2 separate regions of the Homo sapiens genome follow, and region 1 is linked to region 2. The links are chromatin loops, found by intact Hi-C in ENCODE. Cell type or tissue: breast epithelium. All regions are shown on one strand. Each heading gives the region's core, and the rest is flanking DNA. Links, peaks and the distances in the headings are about the cores only.

Evidence for each region. Hi-C counts contacts between places; a loop is a spot of excess contacts. Peaks named below come from ENCODE experiments on the same cell type or tissue, not always from the same donor. Only the 100,000 strongest peaks of a DNase experiment are listed, where the experiment ranks them.
Region 1: it touches region 2 in a loop (5-fold over the local background); 1 of 110 quality-filtered maps calls a loop at or near these places.

Annotation. Positions count from the first base shown.
Region 1 is chr17:33,589,775-33,599,970 of GRCh38, reverse strand. It overlaps a transcript of ASIC2 not described here. Among named protein-coding and RNA genes, the nearest start is that of ASIC2-AS1, 36 kb to the right of the region's middle. In breast epithelium, for the core only: no CTCF peak of the experiment used is centred there; a DNase peak (open chromatin) is centred at 3,911.
Region 2 is chr17:33,317,668-33,327,863 of GRCh38, reverse strand. It overlaps a transcript of ASIC2 not described here. Among named protein-coding and RNA genes, the nearest start is that of ASIC2, 29 kb to the right of the region's middle. In breast epithelium, for the core only: no CTCF peak of the experiment used is centred there; a DNase peak (open chromatin) is centred at 5,544; H3K27me3 peaks cover 322 bases.

The DNA of each region.
Region 1 (10,196 bases), core at 1,803-6,802, 270 kb before region 2:
AATGAACAGCTCACAAGGAGAGAAAAAGAAGAATCAAGGGTTACAGGAAGGATTTGAACTTGAGCAACTGGAGAAAGAAACTGGAGAAAAAGGAGAGTAGTGGGAAGTCTGAGCCATCCTTTCTAGAAGGGTGGTAGAGCTCACCAACCCTCCCCAGAGGAGCAAGGATGCAATCAGAGGCCACTACCTTCTTCATCCCAAGCACAGGGAAGGCCTGTTCCTTGGGCTTCAGGTCTCCTCAGCACAGAACAGCCCTCTTCTCTTCCACTGCTCTGTTTGTGATGCTGGGAAGAGTATCCTGGGTTTGGAGCCACACTGGCCTGTGTTCAGTCCCTCACTTTACACATCCTATTATGCAGCCTCAGCCAAATGTCTTTCACTCTCCTAGTCTGTTTTCCTACCCATGTGCTACTCCACATCTGCCAGCTGTCATCTACATACACAAACACTCAGCCCCGGTAGTTCTGAGCCCCAGACCTGGTGGCCTTGAGGACCTCAGCACCCCAGGTGACCTCCCGTTATTCTGGAGAATGTTCAAGATAAGGCAGCCTCCTACATGTCCTGAGACAGGGCCATCCCTTCTTGTCCACCACAACCTCCTCATCCACATACCTCATCAGGCTCCTTTTCTCCCTTCCCAGCTGGCTGTGGCCTCCCCAACCTTCAGGGTTGTGTGTTGAGGGCAAGAGGTATCTTTTGTTCCCCAGACCACAAAATAGGCCTGTTCTTAGCAAGCACAGCTTCCTCTAGTTGTGCACCTAATCCCATGCACACCAAGGTTTCACTCACATTTTCAAAAAAATATTTCTTATGTGTCTCAAAGCATGATCTTACTGACCCTCTTCACAACCCTGTGAAGTAAACAGTGCAGATATCAAGGCTCCATTTTACAGAGAAGGATGCTTGTCCTGGGCTTGTCCACCCTGTGGAGAAGATGGGCATATGTGTGCATACAGGCGCAGCCCTTTGTTGATTGCGTAAGGTGCATGCACACTCACACAGTCCAAATGGTGCTATCTGTTTCCAGCAAGACACATTCCTGCATACCCTATAGGCAGTCTCAGACTCCCTGACAAAGTAGTTGAGGGAGGTTAGACTAGGTAATTTCCAAAACTGTTGAAATGAAGTCCTCCAAGTTCTGAAATCTCATTCTTTCTTGTCCCCCTTCTTTGATTGTGGGGCACATCCTTCCTTGTCCTGGAGGCACCAATGTCTTACAGCCCAGCACTGGTATTCACTGAACACTGAAATTTCAGGATCTGTAATAGGCTCTATACATGCAAGAAAAGATGCAAAGTCCATGACCCAGCTGGGAAGGAAAAGAGGAACCAGATGACTGACATCAAGTGGGGAATTGTCTGTCCATTTGCTTCTTCTCCTTGAGTAAAATTTTCTTTTTAAATCCTCTTTTGATACCAGCCCTGACATTTTCACATACAGTCTTCACCCAGGAAACACATCCTGAAGAAACACCACCCTTCAATTTCATGCACACTCACTGGGAACCTATTGGGTCTAATTACTGACATGCAGAAAGAAGCTCAAGCTCCATTCTTGACCCAAAGAATATGGAATAACCTGCAAACACTCTGTGTCAGAAACCAGCCCTGCTGGTGGAGGCCTCCTTGGACAAGGCTGTGGAAATATCCAGTGCCATCAGTCAGGGTCACAGAGCTCAGAAGGTTAGAGCAATTAGCCAATAAGAGAAGGCAGCCACATATTCAACCATGAGTTAAAAGCGAGATGAACCCCCTAATCAATGTGCAATCTGGAGAAAATCCCAAATGGTGTGCCACAGAATTTGAAATTTCATGAATAGTCATTTCTCTTTCTTGGAGGTATGTGAAGGTGTCTATTGAAATGAAATGCTCTCTGGGTGGAGTGGCACAGTTGGTCATTGTGGTTTCTTCTTTTTTAACCTGTCAGCATGGATTCATTAATTATTAAAGCAACATCACAAGATTGTGAGGTAATGGGACATAAAATAGATACATTCGGAGAAAGAAAAGGTTGTGGATAAGGAGTATTTGGAAGACATTCTGCACGTATTGAATTTTGGGAAAGAAAAGGAAAGAGGGAGAAATTAAGGTAAGAAAAATAGATGTTACAAACAGCATCCAAAACAAAAGGACAGAATACAAGGGGATGAGCCGGGAGACAGAGTTCTAAAACTATCCCTCCTGACACCTGCTGTGTGGCCCTGTGGGATCATCATTTCTGTCTGGAGCTTCGTGTTCTCACCCACAAACTCAGGGGTTGGGAAACGTGACTCTAAAGTCTCTTCCATCGCTGATTCCATCACGTATTAAGGTCAACTTTACCGCTAGGATTATTGTAATTACAGCAACAAAGGAGTTTTTATATAGAATTATCATCTATTTTATATAGAACTTTCTGTTTTGTAAACTCATTTAAACTCCTTATCCCACCTGATTCTTGAAAAAAAAAGCTAAGTCATATATATAGAAGTGAGAGGCCCATTTTGCAGAGCAGGGACATGTCATCTATACAGGGAAGCAGGATTGTCAGTTCTACATGTCCTATGCACTCAGAATATTGTTAGATCCAAGCACTTGCTGTTAAATGTATGTGCTAACATGCCTTTGAGGCCCTAAGAGAAAGAGACTTGGAGTCTACAGTAGGTGAAAAAAACTCTCCGCCACCTGTGGAGGCATTTCTTCCAGCCAGCCATCATGTCTCCTTCCCTGCAGGGCCCTGTGGGCATCCTCAAAGACTCATGAGATGTCCATGGGGACTCTGCTGACAACAAAGAAACATGTCTGCAGTGGTTTTCTGGGAACAGTCAACAGGTGTCCGCTGGGTTGATGGGAATGAAGCTCTGAGACAACGGAAGATTCTGGCTTCTCTGCCAGCCTGCCAGCCTGCCAGCCTGTCATGAAGCCTTTGGCTGTGTTGATCTGATCCGTTAGCCAGCAGTGAGATCAGAATTCTCTCATCTGACAAATGTTTGTAGAGCACCAGCTGTGACCAAGGCTGAAGCCAGAAATCCTGGGTCTTTTTGAGAGCTCATCCATGAGCTGTTTGACTTTGTGCAAGTTGCTAAACCTCTCTGGAGTACTCTTTTCTCATCTGTCAAACGGAGTCTATGTACCCGCTCTGGCCCTGCCCAGGACTCTTGTACAATTCAAATGAGACTGTGTCTATGAAAAGGCTTTCAAGAGCATAAGCCACTCTGTTAGCATAAAAGATGGCTGGTGGCAATGAATTTGATATTGACATGGAGGAGGAAGAAGAGAGGAGAAGAGGATGAAGGAAAAGGAAGGAGGAGGGAGAGAAAAAAGGAGGGAGAATAGGGATCTTTGAAATCTTGTCTCCTGGGGGTTGGGAGGGTCCTATCTACCTGACAAAGATACTGCAGGTTCTTTGTGTTAGACACACCAAGGCCGGGGGCGCTGATACTTTGGTGAATGCAAACTGGGAAGGTAGAAAAAGTGCAGGGAGTGAGGCACAAAAACACAGAGAGCAAATAACTTTATTCTTGCTCCTACCCTCTTACCTTTTCTCCCCCGTTATATCAAAATTGGTTTGTTTTCTCTGTGCAGTTTTGGAATGTAAAAATAATTTGTGCATTTAAATTAATCCCACCTTTAATTCTCTACCATCATTTTCCTGGGAGTTTAAATACGAATAACTGTTTGGTAACTGAATATGGACCTGCACTCTACAAACAAAATAAAGCATGTCACAAAGTCATTTCATGCCTACATGTTGATAATTAGAGGAAGGAGAAGAGAGAGAGGAAGAGAACCACCCCCAAACTCAATCACTGATGGTAGAAGAGCCTCATGGTTGGCTAGAGCAGTGAAAAGCTCAGAGCTCCAAGATTTGGCGGGTGGGTCTAAATTTAGAACTGATTTGTAGACAAATTGGAGGGAGTTCCGAGAAAAGCCACCAAAACAATTAGAGGAATGCAGCTTAATTGGCCCAGCTTGGCTAAGCAACTGCTAAGCAAGGAGCATTATAGAGTCTGTAGCCAGAGGAAACAGCATAGACTCTACTGAGGGGGAGGAACTATTTAGCTTGCAACAGAAGAGGCTCCAGAAAATAAGTAGAGCCCAGAGAAGGCAAGACACAGCTGAGGCCTGGGCCCAGCCTCTCATGGGAAGGCCCATTGGGTTTCTCTGGCCAAGAAGTTAAACCCCTTTGTGGGTCATTCCACCCCAAGTATTCCTGAAAACGATGCATCATTATTTAATTTAATTTTCACAACCCCCCTGCAAGGCAGATGTGTTTATTCCATTTTTACAGATGAAGAAACAGAAGCTCAGGGATGCTGAGTAACTTACCCAATATCTCTTGGTCATAAAATAAAGATTTAAACTCAGATCTGATTAGTTTTAAAGCCTATGCTCATCTCTGTGACACAATAGAACTTCCTGGGAGATGTGACAAGAAATGAAGAAACAGAAATAAAAGCCCCTATAGCTGAGGCTCCCAATGCTTCTTACGCAGTTAAAGGCTACATAAGTGGGAAGGCAAAAGAAGCCCAACTCTCTAAGGTGTACTCTGTCACACTGTAGTGCCTTAGAACAACCGGGCTCCCAGCCTTAGCCCTCTTGTCTCCTGAGATCTTGTTGCTCTTCCCAAACTAGCTGACTTCTTTCCACTTACTCCAGACCTAATAACCCTCTGACGTCCCAGCTGTGGCATAGCTGGAAGAAAACGGACTTCAGGTCAGACAGACCTGGTTTTCAATTCTACCTTTTTTAATTTTTCATTTTTTTGAGACAAAGTCTTGCTCTTTTGCCCAGGCTGGAGGGCAATGGTGCCATCATGGCTCTCTGCAATTTCAACTTACAGGGCTCTAGCAAGCTTCCTGCCTCAGCCTCCCATGTAGGTGGAACCACAGGTACTTGCCGCCAAGCCCAGCTAATTTTTTTGTTTGAATTTTTAGTAGAGATAACGTCTCGCTATGTTTCCCAGGCTGGTCTGAACTCCCAGGCTCAAGTGATCATCCCACCTGGGCCTCCCAAAGTGCTAGAATTACAGGCATGAGCCACTGCACCTCGCCATCAATTTTACTTTTTCAAAAAAAAATTGTGTGACCTTACCCAAGTTACTCAATTTCTCTAGGCCTGAGCTTACTCACCGCTTAAACAGAGCTCTTTTTTTTTTTTTTTTTGAAATGGAGTCTCCCTCTGTCGCCCAGGCTGAAGTGCAGTGGTGCGATCTAGGCTCACTGCAAGCTCCACCTCCCGGGTTCACGTCATTCTCCTGCCTCGGCCTCCCGAGTAGCTGGGACTACAGGCGCCCGCCAGCACGCCTGGCTAATTTTTTGTATTTTTAGTAGAGATGGGGTTTCACCGTGTTAGCCAGGATGGTCTCGATCTTCTGATCTCGTGATCCGCCTGCCTCAGCCTCCCACAGTGCTGGGATTACAGGTGTGAGCCACTGTGCCCAGCCTAAACAGAGCTACTTAAGTCTACCTTCCAAAATTGTTGGAGGAGCAAATGAGATAGTGAGCATAAATGTGCTTTGTAAATTGCAAAGTACTGAATGCAAGAGGATGTTATTGGTGATGGTATTGTAAGTTGCATTCTAAGTCACTGTAGACAATGTTGACCTTCACTGGGTTTCTCTCACTTCAGACTTGCACCTGATCCAGCCATCCCCAGAGCCGTACCTGCTCTGGTATGAGATGGGGGTTGGCCTAAAATCAGAGCAAACCAGAGACAGCTCTGAAAGCAGGCAGCTGGTGAACACCAAAGTTAAGACTGAGTCAGCCATCTGATAGATGGCCTACGTCAGAATAGGGCAGAATGCCAGCACTGGGACACATAGTGGAGGGCCAATGGCAGCCTGGAATCCAGAGACACATGAAACAGACAATGCAAATGGTGTAGGAAACGCGAGCTAAGATCTAGCAAGATGACTTGCATCTGAGACACAGCAGGATCTTCCTGATGGGACAGTGTCCAAAGATGGGACATTGGGACTTGGCTGGAATAGGGATGAAAATTTGAATAGAAAATAATAGTACTAGGTGCTGTCTGGCCCTTACAGAGGTCTTTAAAACTCCCTGAATATTGATTTATTAGCAGGCCTAGGGAATGGGGTTTTCTAAGGCTGTGCAGATACTGAGAATAATCTTCAGTCTTTGGAGAAATGAAGAACCATAGCAAGTGTAGCAGTCAGGGAGGTGCACAGACTAGGAATCAAGAATCTGAGGCTTGTTCTTTCTCACTGTATTGACCTTTTCAAAATTACTTATTACCCTTCAGTTCTCTCTTCTATGTGCAAATTACACAAAAGTCAACACTTATTCAGATGAAGTGCCTACTGTGTGGCTGGCTTTCGTCTAAGCACTTCACATGACTGACTCTTGTCCTCCTCAGAGTAACCCTACGGGAAGCTGCCATCATTATCACCATTTCACCAAGGCCCAGAGAGAAAACCTGACCAAGAGGCAAAGCTGAGATTGCAACCTGAGCTTTCTAGCTCAGAAACCCACCCTTAGCCACTGCATGCTGCAACCTTTTAAATAGATCCTGAAAGAGATGATTTCTGAGGCTCTTTACAAAAGCACAAAACATCAGTGATGGGCGAGCCCTTGAAGATAACCTAGCCACAATGTGCTTTTTTTTTTACCAATGAGGGGACCCAGAGAGACAATCAAGTGCCCAGCAGTGAACAGGCATCTCGCTCTAAAAATCTGTCACTGCATGATTCAAAACCACTGGAAAGAGGAAAATTCATTTATCAGCCAGATGTTCCATGGACATCACAGCTGTGCCTGCACATACAATTGCTGCATCTGCAGTGGATGTTTTGATATTATCAAAAACCTTTCTCCGTCCTCATCTCAGGTCCTTTGTATATCCTGGCCACAAAACCTAAGCAGTGATTCTTGACTTTTGTGGTTTGCAGATGCTTTTGGGGATCTTGTGAAATGTGTGAACTACTTTGCAGGTAAAAATAGACATACACTTCAATTTGGGGAAAGGGGATTATGAACTCTCTGAAACTCTCCCGTGAATCTCTAGGGGTCTGTAAGCTGCAAATTATAAAACTTCTGCTACAGATAATGAGAACACCAGAGCACAGCAGAATGGAAAGAAGAGATGGATTCTGAAGAGTCTCTCAGGAGATGGAAGGCCAAGCAATAGGGTCAAAGACCTTCTACTCCCTGAGTTGAACAGAAGACAGAGGAGAGGGCAGTGGAAGGTCTTTGATTCTGCTACTTGACCTTCTGTCTCCTGAGAGATGCTTCAGAAGCTGCTCTGTTCTTTCCATTCTACCCTCCTCCTTCACTTTGGTCCGGGGTAGAGATTTCCTGCTCGCAGTCCAGTCCTATCTACACCCATCCTTAAGCTTACTCACCACGTACACAGAGCTAATTAAGTCTACCTTCCAAGATTGTTGGAGAAGCAAATGAGATAGCAAGCATAAAAGTGCTTTGTAAATCGCAAAGTGCTGAATGCAAGTGGATGTTATCAGTGATGGTATTGTAAGTTGTATTCTAACTCACTATAGACAATGCTGACCCCCTCTAAGCTTCCCTCACTTCAGGCTTGTGCCTGACCCAGCCATCTCCAAAGTTACATATGCCCCGGTATGAGATAGAGGCTGGCCTAAAATCAGAGCAAACCAGAGAAGGCTCCGGCAGCTAGTGAACACCAAGGTTAAGACTAAGTTAACCATCGGACAGATGATCTTTGTCAGAATAGGGCAGAATGCCAGCACTGGGACACAGAGCAGGGGGTCAATGGTGACCTGAAATCCAGAGATACATGGAACAGATAATGCAAGTGGTATAGGAAAAGCAAGCTAAGATAGAATGGAAGTTCCATGAGGAGGGGCCCTCCTTGGTCTTGTGTGCTGGTGTGTCCTCAGTGCGCACCACAGTACCTGGCACGAGTCCAGAGCCCAGAAGACACTTGTGGGATGATGGTTTGTTTACTGTACAGGAGCCAGAGAATGGGAAACTTTGCACATTATCAATTTATTCTTGTCCTTGATTTTTCCTTCTTAGGTATAGGAGCAGAGGCAGGGCAGGTATGGCAGATGACCTAGGTTAGCTCAGGTTTCTCTAGGAACAGACCCTGAGATGAGGATTCTTGTGTGAGTGATCTGTTGAAGGTGCAAGCAAACTAAAACAAAAGCTGTAAGGATGTGAGGGAAGGGGGACCGAGCAAGGAGAGGGGCTCAGCAAAGCTACAGTCATTCTCAGCTTGATCCCAGGAATATCAATATGTACAAATAGCATCACAGAGTGGCCCCACTTTGAGACAAGGGCATCAGGCTTTTGTGCCCCTATATCAGTCAAGACATAAGATCTGAGACATTTCCTGGTGAGGTGGCTCCTATCAGGGCCAGCAGAGAACAATTCTCAGGAGACAGGTGCAATGGTGGGTTGTGAGACCCACTACCCCTAGCAGCTGGGGGGATGGCCCAGAAAGGATATTGGAGTGAGACACCAGCTGTCTGCTACATACTCTAAGTGCCAACTCAGATCGATTGATGGCGGCTGCCGACAGCTTTGCACTGAGAAAAGGTCAGAAGCCAAGCCTTGGCTCAGCTGAAAAGCACCAAGATGGATTAACCATGTCTGCTGGGGGCAGAGAAATGCAGCCCCAGTGGCATCTATTTGCCATTCTGAGCCTAAGGGGAAACTGGACCCCTACTAACTATCAGAGGTCTAGAGTGGTCCAGGGACTCTGGGGCAATTTTATGTGTCACACAATTCCGAATCTTATCATATACCATGTCAGACAGTTTCCTGTGTTTTGATTGACTATAGGTAGAAACCAGACAGGCAGCCAGTAACTGAAAGACAGCTTTCCCAAATGAAAGCAAAGGAGTTACTTAAAAGTAGACAGCCTTTTAGCAGAGGATGGCAGTCACCCTCAGAGCCCAGAACAGCAGAATATAACAGAAAACAGGAACAGAGGTGTTAGGAAATAGACATCAAGCATTTGAGCACGTTGGAATGAAGCCAATGACCAGACTGAAGGCTAAGACCCCATGTCTTGGGCTTCTCTACCCCCACAGACCCTAGCAATGTGCCAAACACACACAGCTGTTCCTGAGTACCTATGGTTTAGATGTTTGAAATCAAGTAAACCAAGCTTTGGAAACCAACTCTTGGAGGGAGAAGACTACAGCTCCAGAATTTCTAGAAATTTTCTCCCATGCAGACCTGTGGACACTCTAAGTGAAAACGGCAGCCTGGCTTCCTTTGTATGTCTCAGGATGTGATGAGTGAATCTCTGTTTTCATCAGTTATCATTATAGACTTTGGTGTCAGGAGAGATTGGGGTGTGGTGTAGAGATTGGAGTGTGGTGTAGAGATTGAGGTGTTGTGTAGAGATTGGGGTGTAGTGTAGAGACTGGGGTGTGGTGTAGAGACTGGGGTGTGGTATAGAGATTGGGGTGTGGTGTAGAGATTGGGGTGTGGTGTAGAGATTGGGATGTGGTGTAGAGACACAGCCATTGAAGGTGTTCTACCTGAGCTTCATTTCATGAGCCTAGCAGACCTGGTAGTAAATAAGAAACCTGTTCCTCACCATGATGAAGTACCTGTGCAGGGGGCTGGGATGACTCCCCCTTTGCTTCCTCAGGCCAGGAGAGGTCACTGGAGGCTCACAATGGTCCTAACAAAGAGGACAACAATGACAATAGCAACAGCTATGGCCACAAATATCTACTACTGCCTTAAAAGGTATAAAGCACTTTCAATCCATACTGCCCCTTGATCTTCAAAACAACTCAGTGAGGTAGGCAGGGGAATGAAAAGACCCAGGATGTTCCTTGGTGGGGTGGAAGTAGGGAAGGATATAGGAAAGGAGGGCATGTCCCACAGGGTACCATGATCCACCCTCTTTTCCTGAATGAACCCAGAGTCGCACTTCTAGGGAAACCAGGAACTGAGCTGGTGGTTGCAGCCACAGTGGGACACAGCATGCTCTTTGAGGGAGGGACAAGTGAGAGATTATATGATGGGTGGACCACCCCACAGAAATGCATCCTCCCTTGGCATTAATCTACTGTGTGTTTGCTTCCTCTTGCTTGGTCATTCTTAGCCTTCAAAATTCAGTTCAAATAGAATTATCATATGATCTACCAATTCCACTCCTGGGTATGCACCCAAAAGAACTGAAATCAAGCACTGAAGTAGACAGTTGTACAGCTGTGTTCATAGTAGCCAAAGGGTAGAAACAACCCAAGTGTCTATC
Region 2 (10,196 bases), core at 2,820-7,819:
ATTAGGGCCTACCCTAATCCAGTATGACTTTATCTTAACTTGATAACGTCTGCAACGGCCCTATTTCCAAATCAGGTCACATTCGCAGCTACTGGAAGTTAGGACTTCAACATATGTTTCCAGGGAGCACAATTATACTCATGACACCCCTGGCTTTGCCTCAGTCTGAAGTAGGAGTCTTTTCTAATGAACGACTTTGGCATCCTATATTTCTACAACATGTATTACGTTGAATATATATGTCCATTTACACACCATGTCTTCTAATACACTAGCTCCTTGAGGGTAGGGAATTGGTCACATTCATTCTGACATCCCCAGTGCAGTGCAGAGTACATGATAGGTGGAAAATCCATTTCATTGTGGTTAATCAAACAAACGAATAATATATAAATGCATTTCTTGGATTTTCATTGACTTAAAGCATATACCAGGTAACTACTGTATATTTATGACTATCCAATGTATAGGATGCTGTGCTGGGCACTCTAGTTGCAACAGAGAATAAAAGGCCATCCCAAATCTCAAGCCTTGGAAACTGTACTAAGCACTTTGAGAATCAATGGAGGAAGACATTTCAAGTCTGGAAAATTAGGGAGGCTTCAGAAAGAAGGCAAGACTTGAGTGGGGCCTTGAAGAAATGGGAAGATAATTGGAAAGGAAGGAGGCTGATATTCTGAGAGTGAGGAACAATACGGTCAGAAGTGTGGTGGAGGGATTGAGGGTGATACAAGGAAGATGATGGGTTGGCTTTTTTGGTTGAAGAGAAGGCTCCCTGTTGAATAGCACTGGGAGGTGAGTTTGAGAGAAACTGATAGGTAACTGTAATGATACCTGACTCATTGACTAAGAGGTCTAGGCTTTCTTATATAGAAAATGAGAAAATATGGGGAAGTATTTGTACATGCCCAAATTGGGCAAGCACTTGGGAGATGAGTTAAACATTTAAAGGTTATTGTGATGGGTCTGGAAGAAGGGAATGGGATCTACACTGAGCAGTGTTGTGGGTGTGGAAGAAAGGAACAAAGTAAAAGAAATTACACAGGAATAATTGCCAAAAGTCAGCAATGGACTGACTTTGGAAATGGGGACAAGGCAGTGAGACAGAGAAAACTGTGCTAAAAGTCCTAATTGAATACGAATAAAGAAAATAGGAGGCCCTTTGGGGAAAAAGTTCATCAGCAATTCTACAGGCCCTCCCCAGCTCTGGGAGCTGCTGGTTTTCCTCAAGGGAAAAGGGGTGTTTGGGTTGAGAAGTGTATATTCAGCAGTGGCTTCATTGCTAGACAACTGAGTGCTTGCTTGTGTCAGGTACTAAGGGCCTTACATTCAGCTCTTCACTGAATTCTCATGACAAACCATGGAGGCAGATATTATTTTCTCCATTTCATAAGTGAAGAATTTGAGGCTCAGAGAGGTTAAATAAATTGCCTGTCATTAGCCAGTCAAGCATTTTATCTGACTCCACTATTTGACAAACATAACAATGAGGGATAGTTGGGAAAGATGCGTGAACTGGTGGTCACAGAGCCCAGAGTTTCAATCTTATTCACATTAGCTATAGATCTCTGATATTGGTCAAGTTAATGACCTCGATTTCCTTGCTCATAAAATGGGTATAATGGTGATTACTCTGTTTACCTCATAGGGTTTTACTGGTAAAAATCAAAATGGGATGACATATTTGAAATCATTCTGTAAATGGTGACATGCTGCAGGAATGCACAACAGATACAATCTCTGAAATGACCAAAAAATGTCTTGCTGCCAAGATTTAGACCACTTGCTCTGTGACCTTGACCAAGTTTCTTAACCTCTCTGGATCTCAATTTTCTTATCTACAGAGGAAGGGCTCTCCTGAGAATTAAGTAGGATAAAACAGAATTTATAATATTCTCTACCTATCAGCTTTTCCTTGTTTTCCCCATCTCAGAAATGGATGATCTCAGTAGTGATGTTACCAGCCCCCCAACTGCACTGGCCAAAACCTAGCAGTCATAATCATCCATTCCTTCCATCCTCAAATCCTATACATTCTAACACCAAAATATAGTTCAAATCTCTCCACTGTTTCCCATCACCACTGCCCCTCCTTCAATCCACTCCACCACATCCTTTGCTTGGATTATAGCCATGATCTTCTACCAATCTTTCTCATACCCACTTGCTGCTCTGTCCTCCATTGAGAGGTCAGAGTAACCTTTTTAAAACCACAAGTATAAGGGTACCATTATCCTAGTTAAATCGCCACCCATCACTCCTAAAATCACTTTCTAAGTCTTCGCACCCCCAAGGCCTTCTGTGATCTTGATGTTGACTGCATTCCTGTCTTGCTCTCAGGGCATTCTCCATTCCCCATGCACCACCCTTCAGCCAGTCAGGCCTTCTTTTAGTTCCTCTGAACACCATTGTCCTTTCTGCCTCAAGATCTCCATGCAAGCCATCCTCTCTTCCTAGAATGTTTCCCTGATATTCTCCATCCAACAGCTTCTGTTCAGCCTGCAGGTACCATCTTTAAAGTTGTCTCCTCTGCAGAGCCTTCTCTTACTATCCCAAACCTGTTTAGGTCACCTTGTGTTGTGCTCTGAGACATCCTTCCTCTCCTTCTCCCTATCAGTTATCACAGGTTCATTTTTTGAGTTATTTGTGTGAATATCTGCTTATTGTCTGCTTTCCTCACTGGACTATGAGCTCCACAGAGCCAAGATCTAGCTTTCTTGTTTGTTTGTTTGTTTGTTTGTTTCTTGTGGCATCACCAGTGCTCAGACCCTAATAGGTACTCAATAGATACGTGCCTGATGATGGAAAGCATGTCAGGCGGAAAGCATCAAGCACAGAGCCCGGAAAGAAGTCAGCATTCACCCCCTCTTCTTCCCTCCCCTCTCCTCTATCTGTTGTGGCTCTGGACTGGGCAGGAATCCCAGACTGTCAGGGACAATGGCAAGTTATGTCACATCTCTTTTCAGGGTGGTTCTCTTGTGATATTCCTGGTGAATGGAGTGAGAAGGGCAGCAGGCAGGCTGGAAGTCTGTAGGAATGATTAGCATGGGCTTCATATCTCCTTTCCCATGGTTTTTTTCTTTGGGAGACAGAAACAGTCTTTGTGCTGTCAAAGATGCTGTTAGAACGACTGATCCCTGGGCTCCTCTCTTAATGGGGAGAAGAGAACACAAAGGTGGGTTCAGTGACTTGGCCAAGGGATGACAGGAAATGCTGAGATGAGAGCAATGATATCCCAGTGGAAGGCTTCCTCGGGAAGCAGCAGGCACCCAGTCTTGGTGTCTTGATTCTGTACACACAGATCTAGGTAGGTTAGGGAATCCCTTGCCTCCCAGCCCCAGGTCAGAATACAATGCCTCCTCATATTTGCAGGGCTCTGTCATATACTGTATCCTGCTACAGTCCAGCAGGCAGGCAATAAATGGGGTTAGGAGTGAATCATAAGAACAGCACTGTCAGAACACCAGCCCCAGACTGTTATCCTCATTCACCTGATGTGGAAATTGAGGGGCAGAGAGTCAAGTTGCCCAGTGATAATGCACAGACACTTAGCCATGTGAAAAAAAAACCCTTGCTCTGTCCATAACCTTGTTCTGCTTCTGAAATAGTAACATCCACTGCAAAGGCCAAATTAATGAGAAGAGGTCTTCTCTGAGGGAAAATACAGTGCTTGATTTAATGACACAAGGGCACCAAACCTCTCAGGAGCCCCCAATTTTCTCTGTGAGAGATGGTTAACACAGGAGGACCCAGTTCACCATCGAGATCTTTTACATACTCCAAATTCCTACAGCCCTTACAATATGCCTCTGACCCAGAGTCTAACCCAAGATTACAGAAGGTTTTTGACTTTTGATTGCTGTATAATATATATGTAAGAGAGTACACTGCTCACTGAATTCTCACCAAGTGAACACCTTCATGTTACTAATGCCCAAAGCAAAAACAAGAATATTACCAGCACCAATGAAACACTTTCCACGCTTGTTTCTAGTAACTCCCACTGCCAACTACAACTATAATTACCGTTCTGACTTATAATAGCATAGATCAGCTTTGCCTGTTTTTGTACCTTATATAAAGATGGAATCATATAGTACACACACTTTTGTGTCTGGTTTATTTCTTTTTTGGGGCGGGGGTGTGGTGGGGAGAGAAGTCTCACTCTGTCACCCAGGCTGGAGTGCAGTGGCACAATCTTGGCTCACTGCAACCTCCGCCTCCCAGGTTCAAGTGATTCTCCTGCCTCAGCCTCCCAAGTAGCTGGGATTACAGGCGTCTGCCACCACAGCTGCCTAATTTTTGTATTTTTAGTAGAGACAGGGGTTTCACCAAGTTGGCCAGGTTGGTCTTGAACTCCTGACCTCAAGTGATCCATCCACCTTGGCCTCCCAAAGTGCTGGGATTATAGGCGTGAGGCACCGTGCCCGCCTGTGTCTGGCTTCTTTCACTCAACCTTAGATTTGTGAGACTCTTCCATATTGTTGCCTGTAGTCATGGATCATTCATTCTCACTGTTGTATAGTACTCTACTGTATGACTATACCGCAATTTATTTATTCATTCTGCATGGAAGGTCACCTCAGCACTTTCCAGTCTGTGGCTAGTAGGAATAGTGCTGCTGTGAATATCCTTGTACAAGGCTTTCGGTGAACATATGCATCCACTTCCGTTGAATATATACCTGGGAGCAGAATGGTTATGTCATAGGGTAGCCATATGTTTCACTTTAGCAAATACTGCCAGTTTTCCAAAACAGTTGTACTAATTTGCACTCCTACCAGCAGCATGTGAGAGTTCAGTTATGTCTTGTTTGTTAAATTATTCTCTGGTTATTTGTGGGTATGTTCAGAAAGTATAAGAGATAGTCACAGTCTCAAATACTCCAGTCCCTTGTTCTCTTGAATTATCATACCATGTACTAAATTCTAATTGTTCAGATATCTCTGACTCCTAAAAGAGCACTGTACACACATCAGCTCATTTTCCCACTAATCTTTGCTCATCTTTCATGATGCTATTCAAGTACTACCTCCTCTGAGAAGCCTCCTCCGAGAAGCCTCCTCCAACTCGTGCCCAGCCTGGGTGAGATGCTCCTTCTCTTTGCTCCCTCTGCTCTTCCTGCTCTCCCAGTCCATCTTATTCATTTTGTTGGCACCCATCTCCCCTATCAGTCTATTAGACAGTAACATTGTTGGAAGGAGGTATTGGGTCTGAACCATCTCTGTCTTCAGTACTTAATTCTGTATACAGCTCAAGGTAGGCTTTCAGAAAATTATGGATGAATGAATGAATGAATGAATGAATCTTTCTACTGGTTGTTAAGTTTATTGAAGGCAGAGGTCAAGAATTCTAATTCTCTTGTACCTATCGGTGGATTAATTGGGCACACAGCAGGCACTTAATAGAAGCATGCTGCAATGAACCGATGGGAATTACAAATCACCACCTCCACTTGCTCAAGGGAAGACTCTTCTGGCAAACCACCAGAGCAGGGCCATGAAAACAAGGCTCTCATTCGGCTGGATTTTGGCAATATTTGGATCTTCCTTCCAACTGGCTTTGCTACTGTCACTCGGAAGGCAGACCGGGGTGATTCAGACTCATTCCTCACCCACACACAGAGCTGGCTTTGCTCCACTTTCAGCCTGCCTCAGTCTCTGATCTCCCAAGATCTGAAGTTCAAGAGCTAGGATAGTGGGGATGGAAATGAAGACAAACCCACCTTCTCCACTCCCACGTGTTCAAGAGCAGATGCACAAGAGGGTTCATTCATTCTGGACCGGTTCCACCACTGTTATGTGTCACTCTCTAGGGGTGGAACACAGAGCCATGGATCCACTGTGGTCCTTCCCAGGATCCAGACAGCTGACAGGGAAGCCATGGCGTCTCAGGTAGACTGAGACTGGATGTTACCACCACTGTTCCCACTACAGTTTAACTTCTAATGCTGTGAAATGTCTGGTCCAAACCAGCCTGCCTGCAATCTGCCAATGGCTTGAAGGAGAGCTGCACATTTTCAATGCTCTAGTTAAGCTGGCAGCATGCTTCACATTAAGGGGTTGTAAACTCAGCAAAAAGAAAATGCATAATGAAAGTTTAGTATGTATCTTTGATCCATGTAAGAAGGAATCATTTCTACCAAAAATTTGATACAGGGTAATCACAACCTGTTTCCTCTGATGACTAAAAAAAGCTGTTTTTAATCCTTACCTCCAGCAAGAAGCAAAATGGTTCCCTCTAGGAAGAAGCAAAATAATAATAATAATAAATGCTAGAAATATAATCTTTAATCTTTTATGTGCCCAGAGGTACTACATAGGAATAAGTATTTTAATGCAACTAAATGATAAACATTTTAAACTGTGGCACAGAAGCAATAAGCAGGCCTTTATATTTTTACAGAGGCTTGGTTTCTGTTTTAGTTCTGACACAAAAATGCTGTGCATTCCTGGGTAAGTTGATTTCCTTTCTGAGCCTCAGGTTTCACATTTGTAAAAATGAATGGGTGAACTTAAATGGTCCCCTCTATCTTTAACATGCTAAGAATGTGCAAGACTAAGGTTTTTGTAGCTCTGCAGCAAAAACTAATCATCCATTTATTAAATGTAAAATATTACACTTAGGCTCGAGGAAATAATGGCACACGTATTTATTCAACTAATAGTTACTTTATGCCTGCTATGTGCTAGGTGCTGAGATACAGACATACAAGCACGACCCTGCTAAAGTGAAACATGTGGCTACCCTGTGACATAACCATTCTGCTCCCAGGTATATATTCAACGGAAGTGGATACATATGTTCACCGAAAGCCTTGAACAAGGATATTCACAGCAGCGCTATTCCTAGTAGCCACAGACTGAAAAGTGATGAGGTGACCTTCCATGCAGAATGAATAAATAAATTGTAGTGTAGAATACTATACAACAGTAAGAACGAATGGTACTGCCTACAGGACCTCAGGGTAGAGTAAGGATGGCAAGCACTTTATGACACCCACAAAAAAATCAGTTATAAGAGTGCAGTGGGCACAGAGAGCCATGAACTCCCTGGGGTGACAGGATAGGATTTTCAGGGGAGAGAAACTTGAGTGGTCATGAAGTCTGCATTTCCAGGAAAAGCAAGGAGAGAGAAGATGGGTGTTTGTAGCTCCAATAGAGAACAGACACATCATGGCTTAAGAGTTCCACATAGGAAAGCAAATCACTTATGGAATCCAACCAACTCTAAACTCAGAATGAGCCGACGAGATGATGTGTTCGCAACCAACAATAACAACAAAACCCTCAAACAGGATACTGTCCACCTCAACTCCATACTAACCTGGCACTGGCACCAGCTCTGTCTCCAACTGGCTCCCTGACTTCGGGCAATCCCACCACCTTCCCTAGGTCTGTTTTGTTGTCTATAGAACCAGAGGGTGGGCTGAGATAGTGTGGGAAGCCTGTTAACTCCTTCCGTAAGAGTGAGGCACCAAGAGCTATCGCAATAAAAATGAAACCCTTTAAAGCTTGAAAGACTCAGGCTGTGCTAAGCCCACCAGCTGAAATAAGAATGCCTCAACAAACAACATTAATAAAAAAGACAGTAACAGAGCTTCTCCTTAAAAAAATACCTCAAAATTTACAAGAGGATTTTATAGAGAGCCCTCTTAGAAGGGAGGAAATGTCTGTTTGGAAGATGTTCAGCTTCTGATTTTATCCAAACATTTTCTCACACGCAGGGCTGGTATGGGTGTCAGATGCTGCTGAGGCTGGTGTGGCTTCTATTAACTCCTGCTTTTTACTGCTCCACGAGCTCCTTATTAGACTCATCCCAGGGATTCATCCCAGGTTGCACATGAATTACTTCCTCTGGAGGCCCTGAGTTTGCTTGGTTGTTCTTAGCTCCTTCCCCAAAGATTTTTCCCCCAAATCCTAGAGTTTTCCTAGACCAAGAAAGGGATGAATACGATGTAGTATTTGATAGTACAACAGAGTGACTATAGTCAACAATAATTTACTGTACATTTAAAAGTAATTAATGGAGACCAGGCACAGTGGCTCATGCCTCTAATCCCAGCACTTTGGGAGGCCGAGGAGGGTAAATTGCTTGAGCCCAGAAGTTCAAGACTAGCTACGGCAACATGGTGAAACCCCATCTCTACAAAAAATACAAGAATTAGCTAGGTGTGGTGGTGTGCACCTGTAGTCCAAGCTACTTCTGGATTGTTTATAATACAAAGAAAGGATAAATGCTTGAGGTGGTGAATACCCCATTTACCCCAATATAATTATTACACATTGTATGGCTGTATCAAAATATCTCATGTAACCCATAAATATATGCATCTATTATGTACCCATAAAAATTAAAAATTAAAACTTTTTTAAAGGAGGGTGGTCTGAATCCCACATGAACACAGGGAAAACACAAACTCTTCCCCATCCATCACTGGCTGTCCTAGGGTGTGGTTGTCATCAGCTGGTCCTTCTCAGACCAATAGATTGTCCTGGGCAGCTACGTGTCCCAATCCTGATGTGGGATACTATGGACCCTTGAAGCAGGAAGAGCCACTCCCTCAGTGCTGAAGATGTCCAGAACTACCCCAATGGATGCATGAAAGTCTAGTTTTTGGGGGTTTATTTTTTTGAGACGGAGTCTCGCTCTGTGACCCAGACTGGAGTGCAGTGGTGTGACTGTGGCTCGCTGCAAGCTCCGCATCCCGGGTTCAAGTGATTCTCGTGCCTCAGCCTCCTGAGTAGCTGGGACTACAGGCATGTGCCACCACACCTGGCCATGTTGGTCAGGCTGGTCTCAAACTCTTGATCTCAAGGGATCTGCTCACCTCAGCTTCCGAAAGTGCTGGGATTACAGGCGTGAGCATAGTTTTTAATGGCCTGCCATTTTAGTCCTTCCCACAGACTTTCTCCATCTTTCTGGCTGCCCCAGTTTTGCTCCTGGTGACCATTCTTTGAGGACCTGGAATCACTTTCCTTCCCTAATCATCAGCTCTCTCCAGAAAAGGAACAGCTTTTTCCCGCTCAAACTTCAAAACCAAAAGGGCCTTCTTGTGTCCTCTTTCCTGCTCAATGCAGCTGTCCCCAACCATTGTAAGAGATGGGAAGCTACCATTTATCCCCAGGGTGCCTTACACACACGACCCTCCACAGGGCACCTCCAGGATCTCAGGGGATTTACCTTCCTCACGGTGAGAACTCTCACTAGAGCAAAGAAGGAAAATAAAAGCAAGTCATCCTGCTATATTTATTTACTCCCTTAATTAAAGTCATGAGAAACAAAACCTGTTGCTCAGTGGGCAGGAGCTTAGAAAGCTTCTCCCCTGGAAAACTATTTGGCTGTGCAATTGTGGTGTGTCACCCAAACGAGGGAGGGCAGCAGGGAGGCAACCCACTTACTGTCATCAATTTCTAGGAGTGAAAGAAAGCTGAGTGCAGATTAGGACCTTATTTTGGCACCAAATCCTCATCACAGCTCTGCAGTAGGCGAAATCAGTTCCATGGTAAGACAGGCTCAGTGGTAGCAGGCAGCCTGGAACCCAAACTCACATGCAAATGGAGAAGATTATATCTCTTCCTAAGAATAGGCTTTGTTAAAGACGAGAGAAGAAAGCAAGAAGGCCCTGGAAACCCAAAGAGCATGTCTGGAAATGGGAAGGAAGGGGAGGAGGGCAAGCCCCCTCGAAGAGAAAGAGGAAAGCAGTAAGGGGAAGCTAAATTCCAAATCCACCCACCCCGCAATGTCGCTGGAGGCTGCCAGCTGCTGCCTTAACGATGTTTAATCTCTGTAATGAATGTCAGACTCTACCCAAATGCGACCGTCAGCTCTTTCCTAAAGACGGTGACTTTGCTTATGCTGGAGGTTTCATTCCCTAGGAGCTTCTCAATCTTTTCTCCTTGCCCCACCTACAAGCTCATATATAAACATATCCTACACACACACACACACACACACACACACACACACACACACACTCATCTCCACACGTCCAAATCCATTTCACAAAAATCAAAAGCCCAGCTGAAATTCCATCTCCTCCGTGAAGTCCTCTTGGATTTCCTAGTCAGCTGTGTTTTTCTCTTGTTCTGAGAGCCTGTGGTATCTTCTCTGACCTTCTTTTATGGGATTCTTGTCTTACTGTCATCGGTGAATGTGTTTTATCTCCCTACTAGATTGTAAACTTCTTGCCTACA